4 separate regions of the Homo sapiens genome follow, and all the other regions are linked to region 4. A link is a loop called in an ENCODE intact Hi-C map of the cell type or tissue named here. Cell type or tissue: CD4-positive, alpha-beta T cell. All regions are shown on one strand. Region 1 has its middle 45 kb from the start of GDF10. Region 2 has its middle 140 kb from the start of PTPN20. Region 3 overlaps GDF10 (growth differentiation factor 10). Region 4 has its middle 130 kb from the start of GDF10.

Evidence for each region. Hi-C counts contacts between places; a loop is a spot of excess contacts. Peaks named below come from ENCODE experiments on the same cell type or tissue, not always from the same donor. Only the 100,000 strongest peaks of a DNase experiment are listed, where the experiment ranks them.
Region 1: a loop joins it to region 4, with 2.6 times the contacts of the local background. A loop is called at or near these places in 12 of 110 quality-filtered maps.
Region 2: a loop joins it to region 4, with 2.3 times the contacts of the local background. A loop is called at or near these places in 11 of 110 quality-filtered maps.
Region 3: it touches region 4 in a loop (2.1-fold over the local background); 10 of 110 quality-filtered maps call a loop at or near these places.

What each region holds. Positions count from the first base shown.
Region 1 is chr10:47,252,796-47,257,795 of GRCh38, forward strand. No RefSeq gene overlaps it. Among named protein-coding and RNA genes, the nearest start is that of GDF10, 45 kb to the right of the region's middle. In CD4-positive, alpha-beta T cell, no CTCF peak of the experiment used is centred here; DNase peaks (open chromatin) are centred at 2,476 and 4,146; H3K27ac peaks cover 722 bases.
Region 2 is chr10:47,045,176-47,050,175 of GRCh38, forward strand. No RefSeq gene overlaps it. Among named protein-coding and RNA genes, the nearest start is that of PTPN20, 140 kb to the left of the region's middle. In CD4-positive, alpha-beta T cell, CTCF peaks have their summits at 2,608 (motif pointing right) and 2,807; DNase peaks (open chromatin) are centred at 2,596 and 3,516.
Region 3 is chr10:47,307,421-47,312,420 of GRCh38, forward strand. GDF10 (growth differentiation factor 10) reads left to right here. Exons shown (of 3, transcript NM_004962.5): 2 at 2,376-3,301. Among named protein-coding and RNA genes, the nearest start is that of GDF10, 9.7 kb to the left of the region's middle. RefSeq lists enhancers at 2,910-3,410, 4,509-5,000, 4,810-4,959. In CD4-positive, alpha-beta T cell, a CTCF peak has its summit at 4,899 (motif pointing left); DNase peaks (open chromatin) are centred at 2,661, 4,001, 4,351 and 4,851; H3K4me3 peaks cover 704 bases; H3K27ac peaks cover 232 bases.
Region 4 is chr10:47,162,939-47,167,938 of GRCh38, forward strand. No RefSeq gene overlaps it. Among named protein-coding and RNA genes, the nearest start is that of GDF10, 130 kb to the right of the region's middle. In CD4-positive, alpha-beta T cell, no CTCF peak of the experiment used is centred here; DNase peaks (open chromatin) are centred at 1,983, 2,643, 3,023 and 3,403; H3K4me3 peaks cover 1,222 bases; H3K27ac peaks cover 1,867 bases.

The sequences.
Region 1 (5,000 bases), 90 kb after region 4:
GTCCTTGTTGCCTCCTTGCCCGAATAAAACATTAATGTTCCTCATTAATGTTCAGTTCACTAAAGATGAAGCCCGTTAGAATATGCTATGGCTCCAGCTCAGGGAGGGGTGGCAGGTGGCACCCCAAATTCTAAAACCCTCAGCCTTTAGAACCAAAAGTCTCTGTAAGATCTCGTCTTACTCTTCATGTGGGGAAAATGAGGCACAGAAGGAAAAAATGAGCTGACAACAAAAATCAGTTCAAAACTTTGTGTTTTGTCATCCAGGCCACTTCATATTTATAGACACACGTGTCATGGCCTCAAAGCCAGGAGAAACAAAGGATGCTGATCGGAAGGAGTGAGGTCTCAGGATGGTGGATGAGAGAGAAGCAATGTCAGGAGAATGCCTAAACTCCTACAAAAGGACGTGATCCCTATGTGCGTGCCCCCATGCCCCTCCCCACCATGTGTAATGATAGGGCTTGGGGTAGGAACTGGAGCAGTGCATGAAGAGGGACTCAGCACACCAAGTGCAGGCTCTTGGTCTGTGCATTGCCATAGGCATTGGTGCGATGAGATGCTGGACTTACATAGGCCCTGAATCCAACTTCTCATCACCTGGGAAGAGGTGGGCCAGCAGTGTAGGGCCACAGGGAGGCATAAAAAGGGTGACATCAAAGGCTGTGCTGAGCCACTGTCGTCAACCAGCCTCACACTGCTGGTTATCCCAGAGGCTTGGAGCAGGGTTGGAGGGATGAAGCAGGCCTGGACTGCGTCCTTAGGAAGACAGAAGCCATCGTCGATATGGCCGTTCCCTTGTCCCCTCCCTCCTGCTCCTACAGCAAGCATACCAGGGCTGACTCCTCTCCACACCGCAGCATGGAGGTGTGGAACCACCCCACAGACACCCTACACCTCCCAGGTCTGGGCAGAGAGCAGCCAGCTGGCTGCCGAGGTGTTTTTCCATGTGGCTGGGGGCCCGCTGCGGCTGCTCTGGCCGGGTGGTGACTCACAGCTGGCAGGACTCTGGCCTGGCGATATTTTGAGATCCGACTCCATGATGGACTGATGTGACAGCTTTGTTCTCTAGGGCCCTTTTGATTTGTGAATCTCCCTTTGTGGTTTGCTAGGGATGCTCAGACCCTGCTGTTTCTGGGCTCCAGCGACCTCTCGCTCAGCTGGGCAGGCGGGGCCGGCTACAGCGGGGGTGGCAGACAGCGAGTGGGAGCAGCAGGGCTCAGTGAGGACTGAGCCACCACCGGCCTGGGCAGCTAGAGCTGCACTTCCAGGCTGTGTTAGACTGACTGGGTGGTCGTGGAAGAATGATAAGTGCCTGCTCAGAGCCAGCTATGCATGGCCAGATCGCAAACCACAGGGCTGCCCTGCTGGGCTTGGGCCTGGGCCCAGAGCTCTCTAGAGCATCTGGGGAGGCATGGGGGTGGACCCGGAGGCTTCTGGAGACCTGCAAGGCAGCCAGCCCTTGGGAAAGAGCACTTGGGGCCTGGGACAGCCGGGCTAGCCGGAAGACTCAGAGCCAGTCAGCAGGGTCCGTGGGACCTCATTTGTGGCACCTGCATTGAAGGCAGGCAGGGATACAGAGGAGAAAGGGCTTCAGAGCCAAAGACAACTAACTGGGTTCAAATCCCAGCTCTGCTCTGGCCGGGGCTGGGGCCGTGGGCAGCTTATTTGACTTCTAATCCCTCACTGGGAAAATAGAATCATAATACCCATCTCTCCAAGCTTTGAAAGGTTTCATGTGAGCATTAACACACACAGATGTGCTCAGAATTCTATCTGCCCAGAAAATATAGTCCTCTACCCCTCTCTAATACACACACACACACGCACACACACCACATTCCTCCAGCTGTCTGCCTCCTTCTGTGGTCCCTGGGGTAGGAATGACTTGTTCTCAGTTTCTTTCTGGCCAGGTGTCCCTCCATACTCAGTTCCATGGATTCTCTTCCCAAGATTGATGTGTTCTCAGATAAAGGTGAGCCAGTTTCCAGCCACCTGCCTGAGGGCAGCTGAATTCACACAGACACACACACACACAGACATACAGACACACACACACACACACACACACACACACTGCTGACTCCCAACACTAGCTCAGCAAATATTACTTAACAGGGCCTTTTTAGGTTGCTGAAAATTTCATGGTCACAGATGTTCCTTCCAGTTAAACAGTAAGCTGCTACTGGGCAAAGCTTCGTACAAAAGAGGGAAAATGCAGACCTCAAACCGAGTTTTGCTAAATGAAAGAAGGAGGAGATGGGAACTAAGGAGCTTTGCAGATCCAGCAAGATGTGACATGACCCAGGGTTTCAGGGTTTCAGCCCCAAGGCCACCACCACTTAGAGGAGATAGCACTAGAGTGTGTCCTTATGATGCAAGATCTGGGTTGGAAGAGGCCTCATGTGTCACCCTTCCCTAGCATCATGTGATGCAGGACATCCCCAGCAGCAGCTAGAGACACTTGCCTCGGGACCCAACCAGGGACGCAAACGCACTCCCCTTTGGGCAGCTCTCAGTGCTAACAAGTCCTCTGACTGGTGAAAACCTGTAGCAACTGAACCTTATTCCGCTGCCTGGGCCACGTAATACAGATCTGCTTCCTGTTCCTCAAGACAAGATGAGGACCCTTTACAGATTGAATGAGTCTTCTCATTCCCAAAATAAACCACGAACCATCAGCCCACTTTTTCTGGCAGGGAAGAGTCCCAAGGGTCCCACTCTCTTCTGCAGTAAAGGACAATGCATCACTTTACAACAGGATAAGACGGCTCTGGGGAGCCTCTAGGGAGCCCGTGCTGAAAACCCTCCCCTGGGCTACCTCACCTCAGCAGCTGGGGTGCTCTATGTGGTCCTGCCAAGGGCCGGGGACTGGCCTGGTGTCTGGGAGCCTTGTCTTCACTGCCCAATCATGGCGGCTTTGATCCCATGACTCTCAGCTTTTCCATCAGAATTCAGAGGGCAATAATAGCAACTGCTTGCTTGTAAAGTGCTTGGAGCTCAGAGGAGAAAAGGTGTCAGACAAGTGTAAAATGTTACTACTGGCACAGGCCAGAGGATGGAATGGAAAATCCCAGCAGAAATTGGGAACTCAGAGGAAGCCATTTGTCAGCTCCTCTGAACAAATGGATACAGGAAAAGGGGCCTTCCTCTGGCAGCCAGGCACAGCCCAGGTCAGCTGGAGGGGCTGGAGGAGATGCAGGTGAACATGAACTGTCCTGCCTTCTGACATCAACTACTGATTTAGCAGCCATGCCTTCCACCTCAAGACCAGCTGTCCATTGCACACCCTAGGCAGGGCTGCCAGCGGATGAGCCCAGGTACCCAGAGCTCCAAGCAGTCAGCTCAGCCCTCAGAAGCCTCCTGGAGAAGAGGACTGCAGGAACTAACCCACTGTAGCAGCCATCTGGAAGAACCAGCCCAGTTCTCAAACAAGGGTGCACCAGGCAGAAGAGCCAGTCAGCATGTAGCCGTGAAGACTGGGAAGGGCAGAGGGAAGAGGCACGAAGCACCTAGATGACGCGATGAACTAAGGAAAACTTTTAAAGCACTCTAATTGCTGTTCTCAGAAATTCAGGAAACGTATACATTCATTAAAGAATCTTCTGGCAATACATCTTCTTAGACATTATAAGTGTGACCCACCAATTCCTGTCTTCAAAGTGATCATCAGTAAATGAACTGAAAGATAAAGTCAAGGAAATCTGTCAGAACGTAGGGTAAGAAGACAAGGAGAAAGAACTTCAGATTAAAGTGACTCACATATCTTGTTAGGATTAATGAAAAAATAAAACCATCTAACATTTTAAAACATGAAGAATAAAGAGAAAATCAGAAACATGAGACAGAAAACATCATCACCTACTAATAAGTAAGACTGGCATCTCATTAACGAAACTTACTGTGACTACATTGTTGAAATTCCAAAACCTAGAATTTGACAGTCTCACAATCACAGTGGGAGATTTTAGCACCTACTGTAACTTCATCACACCTATGTGGTTCAACTTTTATGAAACCAAGTTGTGAGTTGTTTTCAGGTTACCATGGGCCCCCAGATTGAAGGTGATGTAATCTGAGCGTGCTCAGGCGAACCAAATGGACAGCCACAGGAGGAACCTCAGGGCTGGGACTGAGAAATTGGGACTGAACTGAGAAGCAGACACTGCCTGGCAGGAGCCAGGATCCAATCAGAGGAAGCTCTGGTATCACCCCATGGCAGGATCCAGTAAGATCATGCCTCCTGGCACCACCTCATTGCAAGATCCAATCAGATCACACCTCATTACCCTATGCTTATAAAGCCTGACCCAAACCCCTGCTCGAGGAGACAGGTTTGAGAGTTTTCTCTTGCCTTCTTGCCCATTAAGCAGCTTTATTGCTGTTTTTCTTTTCTCAAAAGCTGGTGCCATGGCATTGGCCTCTATGTGAATTGGACACCAAGCCCATTGATCGCTTGGTAACAATACCATGTTCCTAGATGGGAGGACTTAATATTATTAGGATACCAATTCCCCCCAAATGAACACAAATATTAGATTTTTCTCCTTGACTCTTGACAGTGAAAGCTTGCGTATGAACAATTAAAGACTCCCACTGAGGATTCTGAATCTGAAACTCATACTGCAAAGAATCAGGGGATACTTTAGAATTCACTCTAGTTATGGTGATGGTGATGGTGGAGATGCCAGAGGAGGGGATGGAGGGGAAGTGGCGGGAGGTGCTGGTGTTATGGGGGTGGTGGTGGAGGAGCAGGTGGTGGAGGTGATGGTAGGATGGCAGCACCCAGCACCCAGAGTCTAGTGTAGACAATAGCAGCAGAATCAGAACAGCCTCTTGGCAGCAAGCGTCCAGGGCAATGTCTCCAGTGGCACCATTTGGCTTGTTTTTGGCTCTCTGGCATCCCTCTATCCTGGCCTTTTGTCCAAGGGTTGCTTCTAAACACTACAATCTCTTACTAAGACATCCGTTATCCTTCTAAGTCTCTTTGCTGCCTATGTT
Region 2 (5,000 bases), 120 kb before region 4:
AACTGAGTCCAATGTGGGAGCTGGGCTGTAAGAAGGAGAAATCAAAGGTTGAGGACAGGGTCAGCGCAGGGAGGCCTCAGAGTGAGGAGGAGACTGGTGATTCGCCTCACTGTCATTGGTCAGCTGGTATGGGCTATGTGGGCAGGTGGATTGGGCTCTGAGGTTCTGGAAACCAGTCATGCCCCATGCAGATGCATGTATACAGACCCGAGCCTCCAGGCCTGATGGGAGGGACCCCTCCAGGGGGACCTTTACAGGCAACACCGAGCTCTCAACACCTGCATCTTAAGGCTCCGAGGACATGGCAGGTGTGGCCCGTGAGTGGCAGGGCCTCCACGTGACCACAGCTTGGGAGGTGTGAGGGGCTGGCTATAGAAGGCCAGGCAATAGTGCAAGAGGTAGGGAGGCCCCAGGGTCAGGGCAGGGGCTCCCTCCAAAGGGCCTAGGGCACGGGACAAGAGGCCAGGCTGCTGGCAAGCTCTCTGTCCTCCCCGCAAAGTCTCATAGAGGAAATCTGTGTATTGAACATGGCCCTGCCACCCTTGGCCAAGCACCTACTAAGGTGCGTTGGCCCTGTGAGGGGCTGGGTGTGAGGAGGTGGAGAGCCTGGGCTTATAGCAGAGCCTGTCAGAAGTCCAGAGAGGGCCAGAAGTCCTGGGTGGCCCAGTAGGATGGGTGAGGAAGGTTCTTGGGGAGTGGAGATACCGGTAGCAGACAAGTGCACCATTCCTGGGACTCAGAGAGGGACCAGCACTGCTCAGAGTCATGGTAAGGAAACATGGGTGGTAGCACTGGGCCCTTGAGGCCGAGGGGAGGCTGACATCCAGCTGGGCAGAGACCACACCACTGGGCCCAACATAGTCAGAACCCAGGAAGCTTAAATTTGGGGACAAACAGACCCTAGGTGGAGGCAATACCCAAGAATATGTTAAAAGGGAACTCCACTCACTGGTGTGAGGCACTGCTCCTGGGCCTGAGTGTGCATTTTCCCTCGAATCTCCACGTGGGCCCTTCAAGCTTGATAGCCAGGAGGGCATGAGGAACCCACGGTCCTGACACTTGCCTGGAGTCACACAGCTGCTTTGAAGCATCCAGTGATGTGAGTGTAGCTCACTGGGTCCCCAAACCCATGCAGGCCATGACCAGTTTTGGGTGGTGGAAAGAGGTGGTCAGAGGACCCAGAGGGCCCAGAAGTCCTTACAGGAAGGGCTGTTGCCAGCTGGGAGCCCGGGCTAGGCCTGTGCATCCTCTCCCCACCTCCCCATTTCCTCCCTTCCCCTGTGCCCTGGGCCAAGACACAGTGCCAAGCGAGGGGACTGCGGTTGCTGTGGAGGCAGGAAAGCCCAGGGCCCGGCTGGAAGGTCATGTGGGAAACTTCTGCTTGAGGGGAGCTGCTCAAACGGGTCACTGGGCCCCTCGGGTACCAGACCTTGTTTTCCTGCGGCCTCCTCCAATGGATAAGGGGCACTGGGGTAGGGGCTTGGCTCCAGCAGCCAAGGCGTGAACAATGGTCTCGCTGGCTGCCCCGTCATGCCCCCTCCTCAGCCGCTGCCCTCCCGGAGGACCAAAGCTGCCATGTGAAAGCGATTTCTCTGAAAGGCTTCTCTGGGGAAACTGGGCGTCGGGGCCTATGCTCACCACACTCCCTGCATCCCTCCTTTCTGTACAGAACCCTGAGTGTGGGCGGGAGGGTGGATACCACAGAGGGTGTTGGGGCATGGGTGCTTCTGGGTGTGGGGGCTCAGATGAAGAGGTGAGTGGCCTGGTGGGTCCATGTGCAATGGGAATGGACGAGGGCCTCGGCGTGAGTCTTCCATAGGAACGAGGGGTCAGGGCTGTAGGGGGACTCTGTGAGGCTGAGTATGCCTGTGCAGGTGGGGGGCTGTGAAGATGTGTGGGAGGCTGCTGTGAAGGGTGCTTTCTGGGAATGGTGCTGTGCTGCTGCAGTTTGCTTAGAGGGCAGATTGAGTGGGAGTCAGGCAGGCAGGGCTGCGTCTGCAGGTTGGGTCTGATCACCCAAGCCTTTCCCTGGGCTCTTTCTCAAGGACAGGGAAGCCCTGGAGGTTGTGGAGCTGGTGGTGAGAATGCTCGAGCATTCTTGGCAAGAGTACTGGAGTGTGGGTGGTGTGCGGGATGGATGGGTGCAGGAGAGTGCAGAGATAGGCCACGTGGTTGGGCCCTGGGTATGTGTCCTGTTGGGGGCGTGAGGACCTGGTTGAGGAGGAAGGCACAAGGGGCAGTTCTGTGGGGGTGAGAGCCATGGGAGGTGGGGCAGGAGGACTATGGCAAATTGAACACAGAGAGTGGAGGTGGGGAGCATCCAGGTAAGGTGAGTCTGGGCCAGTGTGTGCACACTGCAGGTGCTTGTTAATTTGTTGATTGGCTATGTGATTGATTTGTTGGTGGTGCCAGTGGGCACAGGGGGTCCTCAAGAGAGGTGTCAGAGCACGTTTGTATGTTAGAGAATGAGAAATGGCCCATGCATGCACACCCCTATCCCTCTCCCACCCCGCCCAGCACTCCCCTGCCTGGCTTCTGGGGAGCTGCTGCAGAGGAAAGCCCTGTGAGCTAAGCCGCATCATCGTCATGGCCAGCAGGGGGCGCTGTGCCCTTGGGTGGCCCAAGCTCTCCCAACAGCTGGAAGATTGGAAGATACGTTTGTACATTTTTGAGTACGTGCCCTGCTCTGACATTGCTTAGATGGTCATCTCGCCCCCATCCTAGCTGACAACCCGTCTTCACTACATCACCTCCATGCTAACAATACCACGGGATGTCACCTGGGGGTAACCAGGGCTCCTGGACCCCTCAGCTCTGCTCAGCCCTGAGAAAGGCATGCAGAGTCCCCGACGAGAAGACACCCGGAGCTGGGCATGAAACTAAAGCAAGAGGAAGGGAAGGTGGCCCAGTCCCCAACCTGGGACCTGTGGCCACATGGGAAAAGCAAAGTGCAACACAGAGGGTGGGGGCTTCCATTTGGGGGTTCTTTCAGAGCTCAGGGTGGGACCCCAGCAGAGGCTTCAGGCTCTGTCCTCACAGCCTCTGCAGCCCCAGGGCCTCCCACCAGGGTGTGGTTTGCTTGAGAGTGGGTAACAGCAGCACAGGGTGGCATCAGAGGCAAGGACCAGGGGCCCCAGGGACAGCTGCTGGGACCCTCAGGTTAAGGCAGTGGCCCCAGGAGAGCTGCCTTACCTCAGCTCAGCGTTGCCCCTCACTGCAGAGTGGACTCACTGATAGTGAATGAGATCAAGGCCAAGGTGGGTGCTGGTGTGGCCTAGGGAGGCATTCAGCCCAGCCTGGGGAGCTGGGGTTGCCAGGCACAGCCCCCAATACGAGGTATGTCTGAACTGGGTTCTGAAGGATGAGAAGGAGTTGCCTGGGCCAAGAAGGCAGTAGTTGGGGGAGTGTTCTTTTGTCCACAGAGTCCATTTGAGTCAAGGAATGGCATTGGCAGGCCGCCTGCAACACCGAGAGGAAGAGGCCAGCACTGGGTTGGGCACCCCTGCAACACAGACAGGAAGCGTGGGCTGGGTGATGGAGGCCTGCAGGTCCTCTCAAGAGCAGAGGCAGGGCAGCCCCTGAGGAGGGCGCTGGAGCCTGGGCCCACACATGTTGGAGCCATGGGAGGGAGTGTCGGTCCAGGGCCAGAGGCTGAAGGCACTGCAGGGGGGTTACTGCAGCTGGCCGGGTTTCTAGGTTTAATGTTGAGACCGACCAAATTTGAATCTTGGTTCAAATCTTGGGCCCTTCCGGGGACAAATAGCTCAACTTACCTGGAGCTCAGGATTTCATCTGTGAAGTGGAAATAGGGGCTGTGTGAAGTGGGGTGATAGCCTGCCAGGGTGATTCATAGGGTGAGTTGAGATGACATTTGTAAGCCCTTGTCAAGGTGCCTCATGCATAATAGGTTCAACAAATATTAATTCCCCTTTCTCCTCTCCTTCTCCTTCTCCTTCTCCTTCGCCTTCTCCTTCTTCAAGGATTTCTGCACATGGGTGAAGCTGGGAGGGAATTTATCTAATTGTCTAATTTTGTCCTTTTTTATCTAGCATGAGATAGTGTTCCCATTTTACAGATGAAGAAACTGAGGCCAGCCAAACTAAGTCATTTTCCCAGGCCACACAGCTAATGAGTAGCAAACTTACTAGCTGCCTTTCATGTCTGGGGAATGGGCAGCCCCATGCTAGGGCTTCCTTAAAGGCCATGGGACTTGGTCCCTGGAAGGGTGTGCCAACTGGGTTGCCTGAGTGGAGCAGAAAGTAATTGTGTTTAAACATGAGCTTTGGTAACAGCAAACAAGGGCCATGAAACACCAGCAAGTCTTTCTCCTCCACAGCCTGGTGGTCCTGGGTTTCCTGGGGCTCGGACCTCTGCTTTGTGACCAGCTGGGCAGGTGACAGACATGAAGAATGACCAGATGTCTACACCGGCTGACCAGCCTGGAGGCTGTACTGCAGGTGGGCTCCTGCCTCAGGGTCATCTGAACACTGGGACAGCTCCGGGGAAGGCAGAGCCCCATGACCAGGATGAAGGCGAGGGAGGAGCATGGGCCCTGGAAGCAGAGGCCCCCCTGCCAGCCCTGAAGGTGGCTGGGGCCCAGGGGTGGGTGTTAGGGGACACCAAACAGAGGTCATGAATGTGCTGTGCTGGCCAGATCCGTCCTGCTGATGTGTTTTATTTGGCTTGCAGAGTGCTTCTCAAAAAACTTTGAATTATGTCTTAACATTTTCATATGAAAATCTAGATCTGCAGTTTCTCCTGAAAAGTTGGAGACTCTGGCCACAGATGTGAAAGGAGACGTGCGGCAGGAGAGCGGCTGCCCAATCTAGTTGGTGGCAGGTTCCTGCAGACCCCACCACTCTCCATAGTGCTCCCGGCACTGCCATTCCCTGCCTGGGCCCCTCGAGGCCCCTCTCTTCACAGACATGAGCCCTCAGCCCCTTGCCCATGACCCAAAATCTGGCTGTGATTTCCCACTCTGGCCAGTTTCCCTAGAGGGG
Region 3 (5,000 bases), 140 kb after region 4:
TTGGGCTCGGCTAAACTGAAAGATTTCAGGTTGAGGTCCCTTCTCTGAGCCACAGCCTGGAGCCCCCTGCACTGCGTACATGCAGAAACATCCAGAGAGAGGACCAGCCTGTGGTCCCTCATGCACTGGGGCTGGGGGTGACCCATCTTGTCCCCAGCAGTCCCCAGCAGGGAGGGTCTTCCCAGAGCAGGCTGCCCAGTGAGGGCTGAGCTCCCTCTGGCAGGAGGCATTCAAGCCACATGGAGGTAGGACTTATACCCTTTTGCACAACCTCAAAGGTTCCTCCCCACTCTGAATCTGTTAGCAGAACAATGGAGGAGTTGAGACTTGAACTGGATCAAAGAAAAACAATGTGCTGTGTTGGCTGGGTTGCAGCTCAGATATTTGGATCAGTGAATGCAAGGTACCCCAGTTGATGGAGGGGAGCTTGCTCTGCCAGCCTTGGTCCTTTAGATTCAAGAGGCAGAAAGCACATTTGGGGGCACCTCCTTTGTACCTGGCACTTCACTAGGCTGTTTCTGTGATCTTCCAGACAATCCTCTGTGTGAGATGGAGGCTGTTGTCCCTGTGAGGCAGATGGGGAAAGCAAGGTTCAGGGCGTGGCGCCACTGAGTCCTGGGAGCTTGGTTCCTAGGGCATTTTCTAGCTTGGGGATGGGGGGGTGCAACATTATTGGTGAACTTTCACCCCATCCATCGGTCAACCCCAGATGCTGCAGATACACCACCGCTACCACCGGAGTGAGCTATCAGCTGCCACTGACTTCCCAAACTTCCCTGATGGCCAGAGTCCCCTGGAGTGCTGATTAAAATGTGGAAGTCATTGTTATGCAGTCAAGGCCACATGCTTGGGGAAGCCAGGTTCAAGTGTGCATTGAGACCCTGGGCTGCTGCTTATGTGTGGAGCATGTTGAGGGGCTGTGACACTGTCCTGGCAGGTTTGTTGTGAGGATTAAATAAGGTAATGGCTTCAGTGCCACCTGAGCCTTTACTGGCATTTATTTATCAGGCCTTCCATAGATGTGCTTCTCTGTTTCTTCCCGCTCATAGTCCCTTAAGAGTATGTGAACAATCCCAGTTGAATTATGCCTTCTTCCCAACAGAAACAAAGAAGAGAAAGTGGAATATTTCTGTTAAAAAAAAAAATCCCTGCAGATGCTGTAGGTACAGGGGTCAGAGAGGTGTGGCCCTGACCCATGCCCCTAGAGAGCCCAGTGTCCCCCACACACACTTCCCGGGCTTGGGAGCCCTGCTCCTCTCCAGACGTTCCCCAGCAGAAGGACACTTCGTTGTCAGGAAATGAAGCAGTGGAAAGGAGAAAGCCAGCCTGGCCTCTCTGGTGTCCTGTTAGTGTGCGGCATCCTAGGGAGGCACCAGGAAAGACTCCCCACTCCTCAGAAGCCTAGAGCGGACTTGGCCATTTGAGAACGCTCACTGATATATAATAATGTTTAGGCGATTCAAACCTGACACAATACTCATGCTGCTGCCAAGGTTGGGGCAGCTTCCTGGGACTGCTGACATGGCTGTGCTGCCCTGGTGCCCTGGGGAACGCCTGCTTCCACCAGGCAAATAGGAAGGAGTGGCCGGCAGCCCCAGGGAAGCCGGAGCTGGAGCATTCTTGAACCAAGTTGCAGATGTAATGGTTGAGACGTCCCGGTCTTTACCTGGACCTTGGAGATTTAGTCAGGTTGCCTTGTGTAATCCTGATGCTGCTCTTTTCTTGTTAAAACAATCTTAAAAGTCCTCAGGCAGAACAAAGAGCAGATGCCTAAATGGCTGTACTTTTGATCCTGGTTTCCCTTAGGAGGTGCTCAAAAAGCATGAGCGTTTATTTATTTCGTCTCTTTTGGAAGAATGTTTGGGTTTAATGTGAAGTGTATTTAATGATTGCATTTAAAAACTGATTGCATAAATAGAGGGCTGTGCAAATACAGGAGGGGCTGCCTTGATGCAGGGCTTGGACCCAACCCAAGCCATCCTGAGCACTTAATGAAGGTGTCAGTGACATTTGTTCATTTGTGCATGCAGAGGCAGTAGAGGGCAGGGGGAGCAAACAGGAGCTTTGGAGTCCAGCAGGCCCGAATGCCTCCCTGTCTGCCCCTATTTCTTTGCTGTTGCTTTTTGTTGTTGTTGTTGTTTGCTACGGGATATTGACAATCTCAACCTTAATTCCTCACCTGTGCACTGAGGATTGCAAAGGGCGCCCTCATCAGTTTCATGTGAGGATTACACGAAAGGAGGGAAGCAAAGCGGGGGAGGAGGATGGTCCTGAAAGTGTGGATCGGTGGGCGTTTGCTCCTCCAGCCCTGGGTGGGAGACCCTCAGGAGCACGAGCGAGAACTTCACAGCCTGTGGTCTCTCCTTCCCTCACAGAAGTGGTCGACCAGAAGGCCGTGTATTTCTTCAACCTGACTTCCATGCAAGACTCGGAAATGATCCTTACGGCCACTTTCCACTTCTACTCAGAGCCGCCTCGGTGGCCTCGAGCGCTCGAGGTGCTATGCAAGCCGCGGGCCAAGAACGCTTCAGGCCGCCCGCTGCCCCTGGGCCCGCCCACACGCCAGCACCTGCTCTTCCGCAGCCTCTCGCAGAACACGGCCACACAGGGGCTACTCCGCGGGGCCATGGCCCTGGCGCCCCCACCGCGCGGCCTGTGGCAGGCCAAGGACATCTCCCCCATCGTCAAGGCGGCCCGCCGGGATGGCGAGCTGCTCCTCTCCGCCCAGCTGGATTCTGAGGAGAGGGACCCGGGGGTGCCCCGGCCCAGCCCCTATGCGCCCTACATCCTAGTCTATGCCAACGATCTGGCCATCTCGGAGCCCAACAGCGTGGCAGTGACGCTGCAGAGATACGACCCCTTCCCTGCCGGAGACCCCGAGCCCCGCGCAGCCCCCAACAACTCAGCGGACCCCCGCGTGCGCCGAGCCGCGCAGGCCACTGGGCCCCTCCAGGACAACGAGCTGCCGGGGCTGGATGAGAGGCCGCCGCGCGCCCACGCACAGCACTTCCACAAGCACCAGCTGTGGCCCAGCCCCTTCCGGGCGCTGAAACCCCGGCCAGGGCGCAAAGACCGCAGGAAGAAGGGCCAGGAGGTGTTCATGGCCGCCTCGCAGGTGCTGGACTTTGACGAGAAGACGATGCAGAAAGCCCGGAGGAAGCAGTGGGATGAGCCGAGGGTGTGCTCCCGGAGGTACCTGAAGGTGGACTTCGCAGACATCGGCTGGAATGAATGGATAATCTCACCGAAATCTTTTGATGCCTACTACTGCGCGGGAGCATGTGAGTTCCCCATGCCTAAGGTAGGGTTTCTTCCGCCTTTTGCCAAATTCTAAGGCTCAGCTCTGCCGCTACCGTCAAGTTCCTCAGCCTGCAGGACTTCTGTTTCCCCATCTGCAAAATGGGAATAACAGTACTTCCTATCTATTCCAGGCAGGAAATAGGTAGACATAGGTCACCAAGTGGCAGCCCGTAGGGTAGTTGCCGCCCACATATGTGTGAGTTTGGCTGTGTTTTTTGAAGTATTGGCTTGGTTGAATTGGGACTTTAAAATGAGAACATTCTTTTGAAAAGCAGGAGAATCCATGTCTTTAGAAACGCATCCCCACATAGCAACTATCTGCAGAGGTTGAGTAGATGCTGCTTCCTGTACACACGGCAGGTCCCAGAAGCTCCCTCCTGACCAAGGCTCTCATTTCTGTTCCCAGCCTGGACCCCAGAGTGTGGCAATCTGTGACTAGCACAGTGCTAGCCTCAGCAGCTCTCCCACTGTAGATTCCCTCCTCCTTGCAGCTCAGGGCAGGAATCCACAGGGAATAGGCCTTCACTGTGCACAGGGTCTGCAGGACACACAGCACTGGGCTGTTCTGTCTGTTGCACCAGCCTAAGGATTTCCAGTTCTCACCTTCGCTCCAGACTGGGCTGTGGCTGAGTCCATCCCTCTCCCTGCAGCCTGCTCTGCAGCAGCCTGGCTGCTTGTGATGTCAGCCCTCGGCACTCAGCACACAGTTTCTTCCTGCTTAGTTACTCTGCCCAGGGCAGGTCATGCCTTTCCCTCCAAGAAAAGAAAGTCAGTGCATAAATCCAATTTGAACTTAAATAATCAGCCAGCTGGGGAAGTCCAGACCCAGACATGGGGCAGCAGTAACGTGTTTGGGAATTAAATGGCTTCTCCTCAAAACTTCTCCTCAAAACCGTGCATGTGCAAGAGAGAGGGAGGTGCCTGACATAGAGACGGAGCCTGCTAAAAGGGCCTAGCAAAGACCCAGGCAGATGCAAGCCCGGAACCCTGAAGGCTTGCAGCTGGTTGGCCATGCGGTTAGCTTATCACCCTGGCTTGCTGCCTCCCCACCTTCCGGGACACCAGCCAGAACGCTGCAAAGGCAGGTGTCCCTGCCCTGCTCCCTTCCCACCACACCCACACAAGAGGGCTTCCTCCTCAACAGCACTACATATACAAATCTCTGTTTGGCTGGTGATGCACTGAAGTGGATGACCCGGTTGGTTCATCTTGTCAGAGGTGGGCACAGTTTTCCAAGCCAGGTCACTTTCTAACTAGGGGTCTTGGTCAAGTTACTCAGTCATTTTAAACCTCGGTGTCTTCCCAGTAAAGTCCAGGTAATACCCACCCCATAAAATTGCTAAGCTGACAAAAAAAAGGGGGTGATGCAGGGAGAGCAGCCCCTAGGAAATGTCAATGTCCAGCCTGTCACACTGCCACGCACATGCCAGGCCTTCCCTTCAGTGACAAGAGCACAACCTCGTGAGAAGCATGCCTGTCCTCCTCAGACTGCGAGACCAGGGCTGTGCTGGCATCTCGCTGGGTTTTCCCTCTGGGCAGCTTCTGCCTGCTTCCTGGTGCTCCGCGGGGATGTGTGACACTCAGGCGCCCCCATGTGGCCCTGCCGTGTTGGGGACACAGCGTGCCTCAGGGAAGCCAAAGGGCAGGAAGGCCTGGGGGCTCTTGGAGACCTCAGCCCGGAACTCAGCGTATGTCTGATT
Region 4 (5,000 bases):
AAAAAGTTATCAATAGGCTTTTTGTAGAGCAAAAGTTTTTATATTTAAGAAGTCCAATTTATCAATTTTTCAATTTATGGGTTGTGCTTTTGGTATCAAGTCTAAGAATCCTTTATCTCATCCCATATCCTGATGATTTCCTTCTATTTTCTTTTAAGTCTTATAGTTTCATGTTTTATATTTAAGTCCATTATTTATTTATTTATTTTTATTTTTTTAGAGGGAGTCTCGCTCTGTCGCCCATGCTGGAGTGCAGAGCCGTGATTTAGGTTCACTTCAACCTCCACGTCCCGGGTTCAAGTGATGCTCACCTCAGCCTCTTGAGTAGCTGGGATTACAGGCACGTGCCACCATGCCCACCTAATTTTTGTATTTTAGTAGAGACGGGGTTTCACCATGTTGGCCAGGCTGGTCTCGAACTCCTGACCTTAGGTGATCTACCCGCCTCAGCCTCCCAAAGTGCTGGGATTACAGGCGTGAGCCACTGTGCCTGGCCCATGATGTATTTTGAGTTAATTTTTGCAAAGGGTGTAAGACTTAGGTTGAGGGTTTTTGGCTTTTTTTTTTTTTTTTTTTGCCTATGAATATCTAATTACTTTAGCACCATTTATTTAAAAGGCTCTTTTCTGCAATGAATTACTTCCACATTTCTGTCAAAGATTAGATAAGCATATTTTTCTGGATCTGTTTCTTGGTTATTTATCCTATTGTATTGATCTATCTATGTGTCTAGCCTTCCACCAATACCACACAACCTCAGTTACTATAGGTATACAATAAGTTTTGAAATCAGATAGACTGATTCTTCTCACTTGATTGTTCTTTAAATTTTTTGATTTAGTTATTCAAGTTTTTGTGCCTTTTCATTGAAATTTTAGAATAATTTTCCCCTGCCAAAAAAATATAAATCTTGCTAAGGTTTTGATAGAATTGCATCAAACCTGTGTGTCAATTTGGGGAGAACTGACATCTTCAGTTCACTGCATCTTCCAGCCTATGGTATGTCTTTCCATTTGCTTAGATCTTGTTTGATTTCTTTAATCACTATTTGTAATTTTCAGCATGCAAGTCCTATGCATATTTTGTTAGATTCACATCTAAGTATCTTATTTTTGAGCAATTATAAATGGTATTGTATTTGATATATTTGTTTAAAATAAAACTTTGTTGTTCCATAAATGAAAAACAGTTATCACTTCTCATAAAATAGGGAATAACTACAAAATCTATATAATTTAACAGAAAGAAAACACACTTTTTAAAAAAATGGTCTGTGTGCTTTATAAAATCAGCGCATGGACCACCAATCGTGTATGTGCCACACTTTGGAACGCAATCAAGCCTCCAGTGGTTCATGACTCACCACACCAATAAGACATTCCTAGAATATAGCTGTGGGTGCCTTACATAAAAACCCTCAGGGCTGGGAAACTCAACACCTCGGCAGCTCATTCTATAGTCAGACAGTTCTGATTGTTGAGAACTCCTTTCTTTGGTTGAGCTGAAACCTATAGTCCTGTGATTCCCGCTGGTTCCAAGTTCTGGGGTAGAGGGCCAGATGGTGCTGGTGCCTTCAATGTGCCTCCAACTATGACTTGGACAGTGTGCTCTCCTTGCCTGCAGGACGCCACTTTCAGGAACTGGGCAGTATTCGTAAGCCCTGGAGTCTTACTAACTGGCTTCAGATGTCTTGTCTACCGTCAGTGCCCCAGCAGCCCTTCAACTGGCTGGGAGGTGACCACGACATCAGCCTTCAGTTGTCCCTCTGTCCCACCATGCTGCCCAGATCTGGTAGACCTCAGGCATGTTTATTTTTGCAGCCCAGGTATCCTCTCAGGACATGATGGAGGAAATAAATCAGTTTGTTATTCATTCAACCCACCCTCAAGTGAGCAGGGGACTCTTCCAGAATCTGGGGACAGCTTGAGGCATAAAGTGCAGCCCCCACCCTGCAGCACTCAGAAACACGTGTTGGTGACAATCACGCACTCATGAATCACCAAGGCTAACATGAACTCTATGCAAAGAGCTGCAGGCAACCAGAAGAGGCAGCAGCCACGTTTCCCTGCAGTGCAGGGGACATCCAAGAGTGCTTGATCTTTACAAGGACCTAAAAGGTAGAGACATTTATTCCCATTCTATAGTTAGAAGACTGAGACTTATACATAGTTTTCCAAGATCTCAAAGTCAGTAAATGACAGAAACAGTTTTGGCTTTCAAAGTCCTAGCCCCTTTTTCTTATTAAGCAAATGGAAGGCTCTCAGTACTTGTTGAATGAATGAAAAGAGGTAGAAATGAATTCTACACTGTCTGCCAAGAAGTTTCCTCAGAGGCAAGAAAGAGCAATTGTGCTCATGCATCCTTCCGTGGGGCTCTGCAGTACTCCTTCCCGGCTTGCCCTGGGAACCCCAGAAGAACACCTGTACCCACAGCCTTGGAGGAGCCCCTCCCTCTGTGGGAGGCCTGGAGCCTCTTGGCATTACCGGGCTGGGCTGTTGATTTTGTTCAGTCACACTCACCCAGGGAATGACTTTGATAGACAGTTTTGTCTGAACCTGGTCCTCGGAGGCTGGGGGTTAGTAGGAAGTATGTAAGAAAGCCTGGGGCAGGGGGAAGAGCAGCCCCAGAGTTCACAGCACGACATCTGCTGCCCAGAGAGGTGAAGTACTTTGTGCAAGATACACGTCTATCATACAAGGAGCCAAGATTTGGACCTGAGGTTTTCCTGGGCCCTTCCCACATGCCCCCGGCCTCTGCAGAGATTCAGAGGAACGAATGGGAAGGAGCAGCCAACCCGACCGCAGCGTGATCACGAGAAGGAGGGCTCTGCTGTGCCCTGTGAGGCCACCCTAGGGCCCCTGGGGCAGAGAGCTCGCGTGTGTCTCTGACTTGCCTGATGGTCACTGCCAGGCTGCCTTGCCTGCCTTCAGAGCTCTAGACAGAGGCCCCTTTAAACTTCCTCCTCGGCCGGGCCAAGACGCTGCAACAGCTCAGCGCGGCTCCCAGCGAACCCCGAGTGAACCCTCGGGGCTTTATTTTCATTTCTTCTTGGCAGGACGTAACTTCCTGCTTCTAAGAAAAACATCTTTAAACAGAGCCACGAACGGTTCCAGGGTGTCCCGCACATCCCCCGCTAGACGGAACAATAGCGCAATGAGCTGCGTGGAGTGGATTGGAAGCACATGGAGCCTGTTTCCTTTCAAAATCCCCCAGGGGCTCAGCCTGGAGGAGCCAGGGTGTTTGATAAATCATGCTGGAACTTTTATCAGGTCCAGTGTGTGTGAGCAAAAGCCAGAAGGGGAGGGAGGGGGTCCCCTAGGGCCCCCAGAATCCGGGCCAACTGGAGGCCTAGACAAGAGGAGGGATCTGAGTCTTGAGCACCTACTGCATGCGCCTGAGGTGCTGACTCATCCAGGGCCAGCGGGAGAAGTGCCCCAGGACCTGCCCTGAGCCCTGTGGAGGCAGAGACACAGCTGTCATAGACCAGGCGCCACTGGGGAATGTGGTAACCAGGAGGAAGGGTCACTGGGTAAGGGGGCTTCACTGTTACCTGTGCACTCTCCTAGTACGTGCCTCTTCAGACCAAGCAGAGGGGAATTTGTGCAAGCCCAGGAGGAGCCTTCTGGATTCTTTTCCTTTCTTTTCCTGCAGTACCGGTATATCAGGGCCTGGCCTCAGCCCAAAGCGTCAGGGAGCTCAGAGCGAAGTCTGGCCTTGGGTCCTGGGGAAAACATGGAGGCATGGAGTAGGGCGGGAAGGGGCAGTGAGGAGCCGAGGAAGGAGGCTCTGGGAGTCTTAGGGGTCTTGGCAGCATGGAAGTGAGAGGTGAAGCCAGCTGGTCTTCTGGGTCGGGTGGGGACTTGGAGAACTTTTCTGTCTTGCTAAAGGATTATAAACACACCAATCAGTGCTCTGTGTCTAGCTTAAGTTTTGTAAATGCACCAATCGGCACTCTGTAAAAATGGACAAATCAGCACTCTGTAAAATGGACCAATCAGCACTCTGTAAAAATGGACCAATCAGCAGGATATGGGCGGGGCCAAATAAGGGAATAAAAGCTGGCCACCGGCCCAACTGCAGCAACCCTGTAGGGTCTGTTTCGAGTTTGTGGAAGCTGTGTTCTTTTGGTCTTCACAATAAATCTTGATTCTGCTTAGTGTTGGGAACTGTGCTATGTTTGTGAGCTGTAATACTGCCAAGGTGTGCAGCTTCACTCATGAAGCCACAGAGACCATGAACCCATCAAGACCACGATCCTACCGGGAGGAATGAATAACTCCAGACACGCCACCTTTAAGAGCTGTAACACTGGCCGGGTGTGGTGGCTCACGCCTGTAATCCCTGCATTTTGGGGGGGCTGAGGTGGGCGGATCACAAGTTCAGGAGATCCAGACCATCCTGGCCAACATGGTGAAATCGTGTCTCTGCTAAAAATAAGAAAAATTAGCCAGGAGTGGTGGCAGGCGCCTGTAGTCCCAGCTACTCGGAGGCTGAGGCAGTAGAATGGCATGAACCCGGGAGGTGGAGCTTGCAGTGAGCTGGGATTGCATCACTGCACTCCAGCCTGGGTGACAGAGCGAGGCTCTGTCTCAAAAAAAAAAAAAAAAAAAGCTGTAACACTCACGGCAACGGTCTGTGCCTTCACTCCTGAAGTAAGCAAGACCACGAACCCACCAGAAGGAAGAAACTCTGGACACATCTGAACATCTTAAGGAACAAATTCTGGACACCATCTTTAAGAACTATAACAGTCACTATGAGGGTCTGCCTGTTCATTCTTGAAGTCAGTGAGACTAAAATCAACTGGAAGGAACCAATTCTGGACACAGAAGCATTACTTTCTCTGAAGGAAGCCCATGCTTCTGCCCCTGGGCATCTGAGCCAGCTCAAAGCATGTTTGGCTTGGAGGAAACCTCACCAGGAAGGACAGCGCAGCTCTATTAAGCTGTGGTGGGGATGAACAACTGGCCTGTGAACTGTCATGCCTGGATTTTGGTCAC